3 separate regions of the Homo sapiens genome follow, and all the other regions are linked to region 3. A link is an interaction called in ENCODE POLR2A ChIA-PET data of the cell type or tissue named here. Cell type or tissue: MCF 10A. All regions are shown on one strand.

Evidence for each region. Peaks named below come from ENCODE experiments on the same cell type or tissue, not always from the same donor. Only the 100,000 strongest peaks of a DNase experiment are listed, where the experiment ranks them.
Region 1: POLR2A ChIA-PET joins it to region 3 with 5 read pairs; 3 of 35 experiments call an interaction of 5 or more read pairs at or near these places.
Region 2: POLR2A ChIA-PET joins it to region 3 with 5 read pairs; 3 of 35 experiments call an interaction of 5 or more read pairs at or near these places.

The regions. Positions count from the first base shown.
Region 1 is chr2:215,075,285-215,079,284 of GRCh38, forward strand. All of the region lies in intron 2 of ABCA12 (ATP binding cassette subfamily A member 12), which reads right to left. Among named protein-coding and RNA genes, the nearest start is that of ABCA12, 61 kb to the right of the region's middle. In MCF 10A, no CTCF peak of the experiment used is centred here; no DNase peak of the experiment used is centred here.
Region 2 is chr2:215,247,119-215,251,118 of GRCh38, forward strand. No RefSeq gene overlaps it. Among named protein-coding and RNA genes, the nearest start is that of LINC02862, 26 kb to the right of the region's middle. In MCF 10A, no CTCF peak of the experiment used is centred here; no DNase peak of the experiment used is centred here.
Region 3 is chr2:215,187,318-215,191,317 of GRCh38, forward strand. No RefSeq gene overlaps it. Among named protein-coding and RNA genes, the nearest start is that of ABCA12, 51 kb to the left of the region's middle. In MCF 10A, no CTCF peak of the experiment used is centred here; a DNase peak (open chromatin) is centred at 2,234.

The DNA of each region.
Region 1 (4,000 bases), 110 kb before region 3:
AAAGATAATGAAAACAGTGTAAAGTTGTTAGGAGTTAATCAGAGAAAATGCCCTTTTCAACTTCTTCCCCAAATCTTTGCCCTTCTAGTAACCTGAGCTAACTTATGAGTTATTGCCCGGAACTATATATTGGCAAAATTTTCAGGAAGTACTCTAGTGAGTGAAGGTTCAGACAGGAGCGAGAGTCAAAAAGCATCCTCTTAATCCTAGCTTTGCAAATGATTTATTGTGCAATCATAACCCTGTATCTTGAGTCAGTTTCCTCATTTATGCAGGAAAAAAAAAAAATCTGGGCCATCCATCCATCACAAGTGTTCCAAGTAGAAGAATCCCCTGTAAAAGGAGATGAGCATGTTCAAGTATTAAGCACTTAAAATGAAGATTATGTTTGGAAATCAAAATATAATTTTGATAACCCATTAAAAGTAATGAAATGGAGAAAACAAATTTTAGTAATTACCCCAATAGAGGTATGTTACTAACAACTATCTTTTCACTTGGAAATCTGACTCAGTTATTATCACAGTGAATTTTGTGTGCTATGGTGTAAAACTAAAAGCCAGTGAAATTTATTGCTGGGATCATTGTATGGAAAAAAAATAGACCTCATCAAGGCAGAAGCTTAGTCACTTCTTTAATTCAACAGATGGTCTATTCACTCGGGATGCTCGAAGTCTGGTTCCAGATCCTATCACTCCTCAACAGTTTGTGTAATATTTAGGTCTTTGGTATTCATATTCCATCTATTTACAAATGATACTTGTGACAGCCCACCAGTGGAAAATGTGTGTCACAACCTTTTCTTTCCAGCAGCACTGCTGACAGGTAGCAAAACCCCATCTTCTCATCAGACTTGACTTTTTTCCTCAACCAAAGATTTCCTTACCAAGACCTCTGCCAATCGCAAAGAGACAATTTATGTGACCCGTGGCTTGCTTTGTATCCCACAACATGTTACTGGCCTTCTCCCTCTCTCTTCGCAGATCCATTTTTCGTCAAAGTTACTGTCTCATTAAGGGGAAAAATAGCAGACAAAAATTCCCTGGTGGTATGTTCCCACGTTGTACAGTTAAAATTTATCATTAAAAATATTTTAACATAGCAATTAGTATTTGCTTTTTCTAAGAAAAAGTTCTTTTTTTTCTGAAAAGAAAATACTTCAGCAAAATACACAGGAAAACCAAGAGATTCCGTTTTACATCTATCAGATTGGCAAAAGTTTAAAACACAAGTGTTGAGAGGATATGGAGGAATGGGAACTCTCATCCCATGGTGGGGAAAAGTAAATTGATAAAGCTAGTATGGCAAGCATTTGGCCACATTTGACAAAGTTTAAAAATGTGCCTAAGTCTAGAGAGGTACTCTAGAAAAACACACACATGTGCAAAAGGAGACATATAAAAGAATATCCATTATGGTAATAAATTGAAAGTGTTCATCAAAAGACCACAGACAAATAGATTGTGATATATTTATACATGGAGTAGATGGGTCAAAGTGAATAAACTCAAGCTGCCTAAATCAATGGAGATAAACTACACAACACAGTGCTGAGCAAAACATAATGTTGAGCCCAAAAAGCTTAATACAAAAGGATGTGTGAGTGGGATGCTATTTACATAACATTTAGACACTTGCAAAATAATACTATGTGATGTAGTCAAGTATATAAACATGTAGTAAAAAATATAAAACAAGCATAAGAATGTTACACACTGAATTAGTGATAATTATTTCCTTCAGGAACAGAAGGAAGGAGGCAGGAAGGGAGGGAGAAAATGGAACCTACTAGGTTTACACAGGGGCCTCCAAGGTACCTTTAATGTTTGACTTCTTTTAAATGATAACACAAATAGATGCTGAAGCAAATATGACATCAAAATATTAGAGTCTGATAAAGTTGGGCAGTAGATACATGAAGGTCTGTTATTTTTGTGCTTGCCAATGTGTTTGAAATATTTCACAATTTTCTTAATAATGATGTATTGGAATTGCATTCGGCCATAACTAGGTTTTAGTTACAAAGTACCAGAGACAGCTCATTACAATGTAAGCTTACCTACAAGCCAGTTCAAGAATAGCTTTATAACAATGCTCTCTGAGTTGATAAATTCCATTCTTTGGTTTTGTCAATTTTGTGGGTAACTCATTTACCTAGGTTTCATTTTTTTACTCACTGTCCTCCTTGCCCTGTTTATTATGATACTAGCTGGGATTTCTCTTCCTGAGGGGTAGAGCTAATTCAGAGCTCATTAAATGCATAACTCCAAACTGTTCCATTATATATTACCTCTATCTACTCTCCACTGAGCATCATCTGCTATTGTGTTTACTCCATTACCGAGCTAAATTAAGTCCTGCAAGAGTTTCTCATAATCCTTCAAACTTTTGGTTGTTGGCAAACATGTGCCATTTATTTGTATTGCTTCTGAATTATTAACAAATATATTTTTAAATTGTCTCTAGGTTTCTAAAAGTCAACTCACTGTTCGATGAATGCTGTGCTCTCATTTTACATATTTGCCCATCTCAGCTGGTTTTTGGAATCCGAGATCGGACCTTTTATCTATTATTAAATTATACCTCAAATTACTTAATGCAACAGTTGTTCATAGCCTTATGGGAAGATCACACACAAAAAACGTAAAGCACTAGATGCTCCTAACCACAGATATTCAGTCAATCCTTTCAAGGAATTTCCACAGATTAGAAAGACACAACCTAATTTATTTAAACGATACCACGTTTGCTGCCTGTGCAGTCATTGCTTTTTCCTGTGAAAGGTAAAATTTGCTCAACTCCTGATGTGAATTCCCAAGATCTCTCTTCTCGCATTTTTAAAAAACAGGTTAGCCATTAGCCAGATGGCAGCTCTTGAAAGATATTCTCACAATTAATAGTAAATGATACCGCTTTATTAGTGGTTCAGTCTTATTCTGCAGTTTCTTAAGATTTTTAAAAACAATAGCCAGGGAAAACAATCCCATTCATTCCCCTTGACTCCTACAGCTTTCATTGGCAAACTCAGGCCAGCAGTCTGCCACTTGGTAGAGCAAAGTAACTTGAGATCATGTAGCATTGTGTTTAGCCTTTGTCTTCCTTGAGAGAATACTGATCTAATGGTTTCATATGATTTTACTGTATGGATGCTATCATAGAATTCTTGTTAATCTTTCACATTTCGGGTAATGTTGCCTTCAAATTCATTTTGAATCTTAAAAGTCCCAGTTCTTATGCAGTCCTAGTTGATAAGTATCCCCTTTGTTGTTTATTCCTGTGTAGATATTGATCCAGTCTGTGTGTCTACACCCACAATGGAGAATCATTACTCATTCATTCATTCATTCAATCCAAACATGGCTATTGAACATCTTCTATGTCCATAATGTGGAGATACTGCTGGTGGACAAGAAAACTATAACTGTTTCTACCCTTAGTGAGAATAATGAGAAATAGGAAAAAAACACAAGGTTCATAGTGGAGCAAAACAAATCCTAGTCACTCTATCTTTATTTTGGGCCATTATACCTAAGAATTAGATCTAAATTAATACAATACCTTTCAGGCAATTACTCCTCTTTTCCTAGTTTGAAACTCCCAAGACTAGACTTCTCTAAGGCAACAATAAAATTAAATCCTACCCACGGGTCCAAAAATTAAAAGAAAGTGGGATGTGAATCAGCACATGATCTAGGTAACATGGTATATTTTGCCTCTTCCCTCTTGTCCTTTTTTATGCATATTTAGTGAACCTTCAGTAGCCCCTTCTGTGTCTCAGGCAGACAGATGGCTTTTATTCTTTTAGCCTAATGATATGGAGAAAAACAGAAGGATGGGAAAAAGTCTTCAAGTGCTTCATCTGCAGAGATAACAGATACTAAAATCGCAACCCTCATACCATCTTTTCTTCCTGGTTCAATATATAGAAAAGGTGAAAGATGCAAGAAGGTGCAATATAGCACACAAGAAAATCTTCCTGTAGACAGTGGTGGATTTCTTT
Region 2 (4,000 bases), 60 kb after region 3:
CTGGGACTACAGGTGTGTGCCACCATGCCCAGCTAATTTTTGTATTTTTAGTAGAGACAGGGTTTCACTGTGTTGGCCAGGCTGATCTCGAACTCCTGACCTCGTGATCTGCCCACCTCAGCCTCCTAAAGTGCTGGGATTACAGGCATGAGCCACTGTGCCCAGCCGAACTTGCGTTTCTTTTATGGTTTGTGTTTTCTGTCCTTTTGAAAAATCTTTGCCTAACCCAATGAATGTTAGAATTATTTATCTTATATTTATTTTTCCCTGTTTTCTTCTACAAATTTTATAGTTTAGCTCTTACTTTTACGTCCATTTCAAGTTCGTTTTTGGTATAATATCGAGTAAGAGTTGAGGTTCATTTTTTTCCATACATTTATCAAATTGTTTTACCACCATTGAAGTACCCTAGAATCTCTGTTGAAAATCAGTTGGACCATGTATATCCAATGATTTCTGAATTTCTCTATCTGTTCCAAACTGGGTTGAGACTAGCTTTACAGTAAGGCTTGAAATCAGGTACTATAAGACCTCCAGTTTCAAAACTGTTTGACTATTCTGAGCTCCTTACATTTTCATATAGTTTTTAGAATAAATTTTATCAATTTCTTTTAAAAATAGCCTGCCAGGATTTTTATTGGTATTGCATTAAATCAACATGGAAAGAATTGCCATCTTAATAATATTGAGACTTCCAAATTATTATGGCAAATATTTTTCTTTGTTTAGATTTTTATTTCTTTAGCAAAGTTTCGTAGCTTTAGTATAGAGTTTTAGGTATGGGTTGTCTATAATTATAGGGCTATTTACATTTTCTGTTTCTTCTTAGGTTCATTTTGGAAATTTCTATCTTTTTAAGGTATTTGCCTATTTTAAAGAACATTTGACTTATTAAAAGCTCCAATTTCTATTAAGTACATTCTGTTTTATTTGCTGTAATATACAGAGAAAACCTCAGTATATATATCTCAGGAAACAGAGTGAAGAGCAAATTCCTAAATATCTCAAATAGACATTTTAAGTCACAATTTGTTCAAGTTTTAGAGTGGAAGTCATATTCAACTGCCACTAATAACCAGGAGTGACTTTTTATATCTATTCTTCTCCAGCTTTTAAAAAATATTGAAATAAGATTGTATTATTCTCCTCAGAAGGTGTTGTCTCAGGATGAAAGTAAAACGACAGGCCAAAACTGGAACTATTTTTATATATTTGAGCAAATGTGCCATTTTTACCTATTCCAGAAGACTGGAGCAACAAATTGATTTTTTTTAATAAATACCAAATTACTACAGACTGACATACATAAAACTAAGGAACTCGAGGAATTAAGTCAATGGTAAATGAGTGATTAGTGGCTAAATACGAGTTTGTATTGACTCATTTATCATATTCAGGGCAAGATATGTTCTGCATCCTTGTTAGTTAATATTTTACATGAGTCTGATTCTACCACTATTTTAGCAATTTCCTGAGAAAACATTAGTGGATTTCTATTATCATAGCATAAAGGTATCAGGTTTGTGTTTGGACCAAGTAGTTTGATTGCTAACACTTTTAAGAACAATGTCTGGCTCCATGTAAACCTGAAATTTTAAGGAAACTTTAAAAAACATAAATCAAGGGTGGGGCATGGTGGCTCACACCTGTAATCCCAGCACTTTAGGAGGCCAAGGCCGGTGGATCACTTGAGTCAAGGAGTTCAAGACCAGCCTGGCCAATATGGTGAAACCCTGTCTCTACTAAAAATACAAAAATTAGCCAGGCGAGGTGGCTCGCATCTGTAATCCCAGCTACTTGGGAAACTGAGGCAGGAGAATTCCCTGAACCCCAGAGGTGGAGACTGCAGTGAGCCCAGATTACACCATTGAACTCCAGCCTTCCAGCCTGGGTGACAGAGCGAGAATCTGCCTAAAACAAAACAAAACAAAGCAAAAAAAACAAAATCAGTGACCATTAGTAAGTATAGGGACTTGGGTCTAGTTGTCATGTAACAGAATCCTCTCATATCCCTCTATCTTCCTCCTTCTCCAAACTCTTTCTGACTCCACATCTAAAAGAACTAGAGAAAACAATGCGGTGTGGTGTGGAAGCTGTAATTTCACTGCAGGAAGTACAGAGCAATTGTTCAGAGACAGAATATTGGCCTTCTAAATTTTTTTTTTTTTTTTAGATGGAGTTTTGCTCTTTTTGCCCAGGCTGGAGTGCAACGGTGTGATCTCGGCTCACTGCAACCTCCGCCTCCTGGGTTCAAGCAATTTGCCTGCCTCAGCCTCCCAAGTACCTGGGATTACAGGCTCCCGCCACCATGCCCGGCTAATTTTTTGTATTTTTAGTAGAGACGGGGTTTCATCATGTTGGCCAGGCTGGTCTCGAACTCCTGACCTCAGGTGATTCATCCGCCTCGGCCTTCCCAAAGTGCTGGGATTATAGGCCTGAGCCACTGCCCAGCAGGCCTTCCAGATTTGTTACAAAGATAAGAAACTCCTATAGAGAAAATAAGTTGGTAATTAGGCAGTATGTCAGGTCCTTAGCATCATGACAAGCCACAAACTGTTGTGTAATGACTGAAATAAATTTCAAAGGTCTATCCACTTTACTATGGTCAATCAGGAACCTGAGGCAATTCAATTAAACAGCAATAGCCAATGAATAATAAAAAGTAGGTATCAGTTGCTGAAGGAGCAGACTTCTAAATTATCTCTGAAGGAATAAGGTGTATGTGACCAACCATACTAAGAAACTACAAAGGATAAAACACTACAGATACAAGTTAAGTTGAATGACCAGAAAGCATTTTGTGCATACCTTTCTCAGGGCACTTATCACTTTGTTTCAGATACTTGTTTATAGGTTGGTTTCCCAAGGTGGCAATAAACTTCTTGAAGTCAGGAAAGTTATTCTTTGCTTCTCTAGCAATTAGTTCAAAGTCTAAGGCTTTAACAGGTACACAATGAATGACTTAAAAATGGATGAATAACCAAAGATGATACACAAATAGCCAACAAGCATATGAAAAGATGTTCAACATTACTAATTATTAGGAAAATGCAAATCAAAACTACAATGAGGTATTACCTCATACCCATTAGGATGGCTACTATCAAAAAAACAAAACAAAACAAAACAAAAAAACAGAAAGTGTTGATGATGATGTGGAAAAATTAGAAACCTTGTACAGATATAAAATGGTACAACTGCTATGGAAAACAGTATAGCAGGTCCCCCTAAATTAAAAATAGAATTACCATATGATCCAGCAATTTCACTTCTAGGTATATATACAAAAGAATTGAAAGTAGGGCGTTGAAAAGATATTTGTACACCCATATTTATAGCAGCACTATTCACAATAGCCAAGAGGTGAAAACAACCCACGTGTCCATCAACAGATGAATGGCTAAGCAAAATATAGTATATACATACAATGGAATATTATTTAGCCATAAAATAGAAGGCCGTTCTGACACATTACTACATGGATGAGCCTTAAGAACATTATGCAAAGTGAGATGTCAGTCACGAAAAGCCAAATACTGTATGATTCTACCTATCTAAGGAATATAGAGTAGTCAAATTCATGGAAACAGAAAGTAGAATGGTGGTTTCCAGAGATTGGTTGATGAGAAAATGGGTAGTTATTTTTCAATGCATATAGAATTTCAGTTTTATAAGATGAAAAAGGTCAGGAGATTGTACAACAATGTGAACATGCTTAACATTACTGAACTATACACTTATAAACGGTTAAGATGGTAAATTTTACGTTATATATTTTTTACAATAAATGTTTTAAATAAATGAATAAATGGTTAAATGAATGCAGGGCTACATAAATGAATTAATAATGAGAAACATCAGGAAATTGCACCTGGCAATTTCTGGCCAGGTGTGGTGGCTCACGCCTGTAATCCCAGCATTTTGGGAGGCTGAGGCAGGTGGATCACAAGGTCAGGAGATCGAGACCATCCCGGTTAACACGGTGAAACCTCATCTCTAC
Region 3 (4,000 bases):
TAATGAAAAGCTATGTTCTGATAAATGCATCATATTTTGTTGTTTTACAAACATCATAGAGTGTGCTTACACAAACCTAGATGGCACAGGCACATTTTTATTTATATTAATTTTTCATATGGAAAACCAAACATCCCAGCACCATTACTGAATATTAATCATTTCCTCTATTTGATGTGCAATGCCAATATCAAGTGCCATATATCACTTTTCTATATATGGTCCATTATAATCTTATGGTACCACCATCATATAGACAGTGTGTTGTTGACTGAAACATCATTAATCAGTGCATGACTATATTAAGTAAGGTGTCTTTAAGAAGAAACACACATAAAGCAAGGTTATATCTTGATTAATTGATGACAATGTTGTGGACAGAGAGACTCTATGAATCCAACCCTGTATTTGCCATTGTATTTCTTATTATTCATACAAGCGACTATTCAATATTTGCTAATTCAGTATTCGCAGCAACATAATAGAACATAATTACTATGAATTGTGAGTAACAATAATTGACTGTGTATCTGTATACATGCATACATGTATCTATGTCTATCTATGTATCTATCTATATAGCCCATTGATTCTGTTTCTCTGGAGAACCTGAGTGATATACATGGCTACTGTCTCAAGTTGCAAACTGCCCCCAGTGCTCCCAAGAGAAACTGGAAAGGGAGTGGAGGAGGCAAGTGAGAGAATGAGAAGCCAGACACAGAAGTAATTTCAGATCAAGTCCCTTCCATCTGTCATTGGCTATAGCCTCCCTTGGTGGATATAAGTGCCCCCATGCACTTTCTGCTCTGGGTTAGTCCTGGCAACAGGCTTCCATGGCCCAAGCATTGTCCTCTGAGGGAGAATGCAAGGCCAAGACCACAGGAGTGAAGCAGCCACAAGCTGATAGGCCAGAGGAGGAAGTGACTAATAGATATCACAATGGCCCTAGAAGGAGGAATCACCCTTTTTCTTTGTAAACCTCCCACCCTGCTCCAGGAGCTCACCAGTGCCTGTGTATACACAGTAAATGCTAAATAAATGTTGAAAAAGGAAGTGATCTGTCCTGCTGCATTTCACTAAGATGCAAGATGCACAGGGACAAACAAAGCAGAAAATCAACCATTCTCAGGAGTACTTTTTTTGATGCTTCTCTAGAGCACAGCTGTTGAAAAATATTTGTGAAAAGAAAGAATTTTGAAAATATTTTCATGGTTACTTGACAGATAATTCCTTTTCCAGAACCATATGATATAATTAAAGTTGTTACTCTTTTGCCAGGAAATTTTGAGAGCTTGTCCTAACAGTAAGTCAAGGAAGAAGTCATGCATAATCAAAACAGCTTTGAGAAAAACAAAATGGACTTTGACAAATCAGGAAGCTCTTCTTCTTTTTTTTTTTTTTTTTTTTTTTTGAGATGGAGTCTCGCTCTGTCACTCAGGCTGGAGTGCAGTGGCACAATCTCAGCTCACTGCAACCTCTGCCTCCTGTGTTCAAGAGATTCTCCTGCCTTAGCCTCTCAAGTAGCTGGGATTACAGGTGCCCACCATCATGCCTGGCTAATTCTTTTTTGTATTTTTAGTAGAGACAGGGTTTCACCATGTTGGCCAGGCTGGTCTCAAACTCCTTAACACAAGTGATCTGGCCACCTCGGCCTCCCAAAGTACCGGGATTACAGGTGTGAACCACCATGCCCGGCCTAAATCAGGAAGCTCTTCTAATCTCTCTCTTTCTCTCTCTCTCTCTCTCTCTCTCACACACACACACACAAAGGTGACTTTTGCCAGAAAAAATTTATACTCACCATAAAATTCAAATACAAGTAAATAAATAGAAGAGCAGGGAGATCTAAGCTATACTTTAAGGTGTATTTTTCTACAAGGTATCCACAGAACAAGGAAAAATATTTGTGTGTAAAATGTGGGAAAATATATTTGTAGAGCTATTTACCATGGCACCTGCCTTCTGGAAGAATCACACCAGCCTTATGTAACTTTCAGAGCACTGAACTCCTACTGTTTTCTTAAAACACTGTGAATAAATTTTTTGGCAGTCAAGAAGGACTAGATTATTCCATAAGGCAGTTGAAGAATTGCTCAACTGTCAGGGAGCAGTCCTATCACCTGTAGAATCAGGTCCCAACTTTTTAGCATAGCATACAAGGTCTTTCATCAGAGGTCCTCAACCTGTCTCTCTAGCCATATTTCCTGCCCCTCCCATTTCAATGCTGCTTATACTGGAGCCATCCAAGTTATTCATGCTTCCTCCAGTGGAATGGGCCATGCTCTGACATGCCTGGGTACCTTTCCATTTCCTGTTTCTTCTGTTAGGCATATAGTACCCCCTATGGCAAACTCTTACTCAGTCTTTAGGAACTAGCTCAAATTGGCTGTTAGGCAACCACTGATCATTTCACTGCAAAGGAGGTAAGTCAAACTCACCTCTGTCCTCCCAGAGTTCCTTACACATCACAACTGGTAGAACTTTTATTATATTGTATTGTAATTGTGTAGTGAGTAAGTTCCTTAAGGACAAGGACTACATCTTATTTGTCATTAACAATCTTGCTGATTGTTTCACTGCAAGGCAAACTCACCTCTGTCCTCCCAAAGTTCCTTACACATCACACCTGGTAGAACTTATATTGTATTGTAATTGTGTAGTGAGTGAGTTCCTTAAGGACAAGGAGTATGTCTTATTTATCTTTGTACCCCAGGTGCCCAGGCAAATAACAAGTTTTTTTTGTTTTCTGTTTTTTTTTTTTTTTGTTTCTTTGAGACAGAGTCTCGCTCTGTCACCCAGGATGGAGTGCAGTGGCGCTATCTTGGCTCACTGCAAGCTCTGCCTCCTGGGTTCAAGCCATTCTCCTGCCTCAGCCTCCTGAGTAGCTGGGACTACAGGCGCTCGCCACCGCGTCCGGCTAATTTTTTGTATTTTTAGTAGAGATGGGGTTTCACCGTGTTAGCCAGGATGGTCTCGATCTCCGGACCTTGTGATCCGCCCGCCTCAGCCTCCGAAAGTGCTGGGATTACAGGCGTGAGCCACCGTGCCCAGGCATAGCAAGTTTTTAATAGATTAATATTGTATAACCTTTCCATTTGAGGAACAATCATGATAGGACATTTTTTGACAGAGACAGGTAGTAGGTGACTTATTTCTTACTTTAAGGACACTTAAGAGCAATATAGAGTAGACAAAACAACAAAAACTCTCCCAAAATAGATTAAATATTGAGAAATAAACTCAAAAAAGAGTGGAGACTGGCTGCAGTGGCTCACCTGTAATCCTGGCACTTTAGGAGGTCAAGGTGGGAGATCACTTGAGCCCAGGATTTTGAGACTAGCCTGGGCAACATGATGGCAGGAACCTGTCTCAGACAAAAAAAAGAAAAGAAAAAGTAGAAGAATGAAGAATGGTGGAATAATTAAGTAATTAAATAATAGTTTAATAATAATTAGTTTAATAATTATATAATATTAATTAGTTATATAGTAGTAATAGTTTAATAATAATTTATTAATAATTAAATAAAGTTTTTGTCAAAATTGAAATTTGAAGTTAAGGCTTAATTTGAGACTTGGACATGGAAATCACTTCCCAGAATTGAGCAGGTGCTAAAGAGTGGTGCCATTGTCAAGGAATGGAAAGAAGCATAACTTGAACTATGACCTACTTGGAGAAGAGTGTGGGTGCATGAGTAAGGAGTCTAGTCAAATGCTCAATGCCTGGGAGGTTCAATGAAAGATAAATGGTGGTTCCAGTGGACAGGGAGAACCTGGAGATTGGTGATCAGGAGTAGGTAATACTCAGAGGTCTAGCCAGGCTGGTGGCTGATAGACATCAAGAAACTCTGGAAACAGGAAACAGGGTCCTAGATCTGAGGCTAGAGTTCAAGGGCAGCACTAAGCCCTTTAAGAAGGCGGACAAAGCAGTCTTAGTGAAACACAAGTACCAAACATGCTCTCAAAACAGAAACCCAGACAAAAAAAGAATACAGAATCTG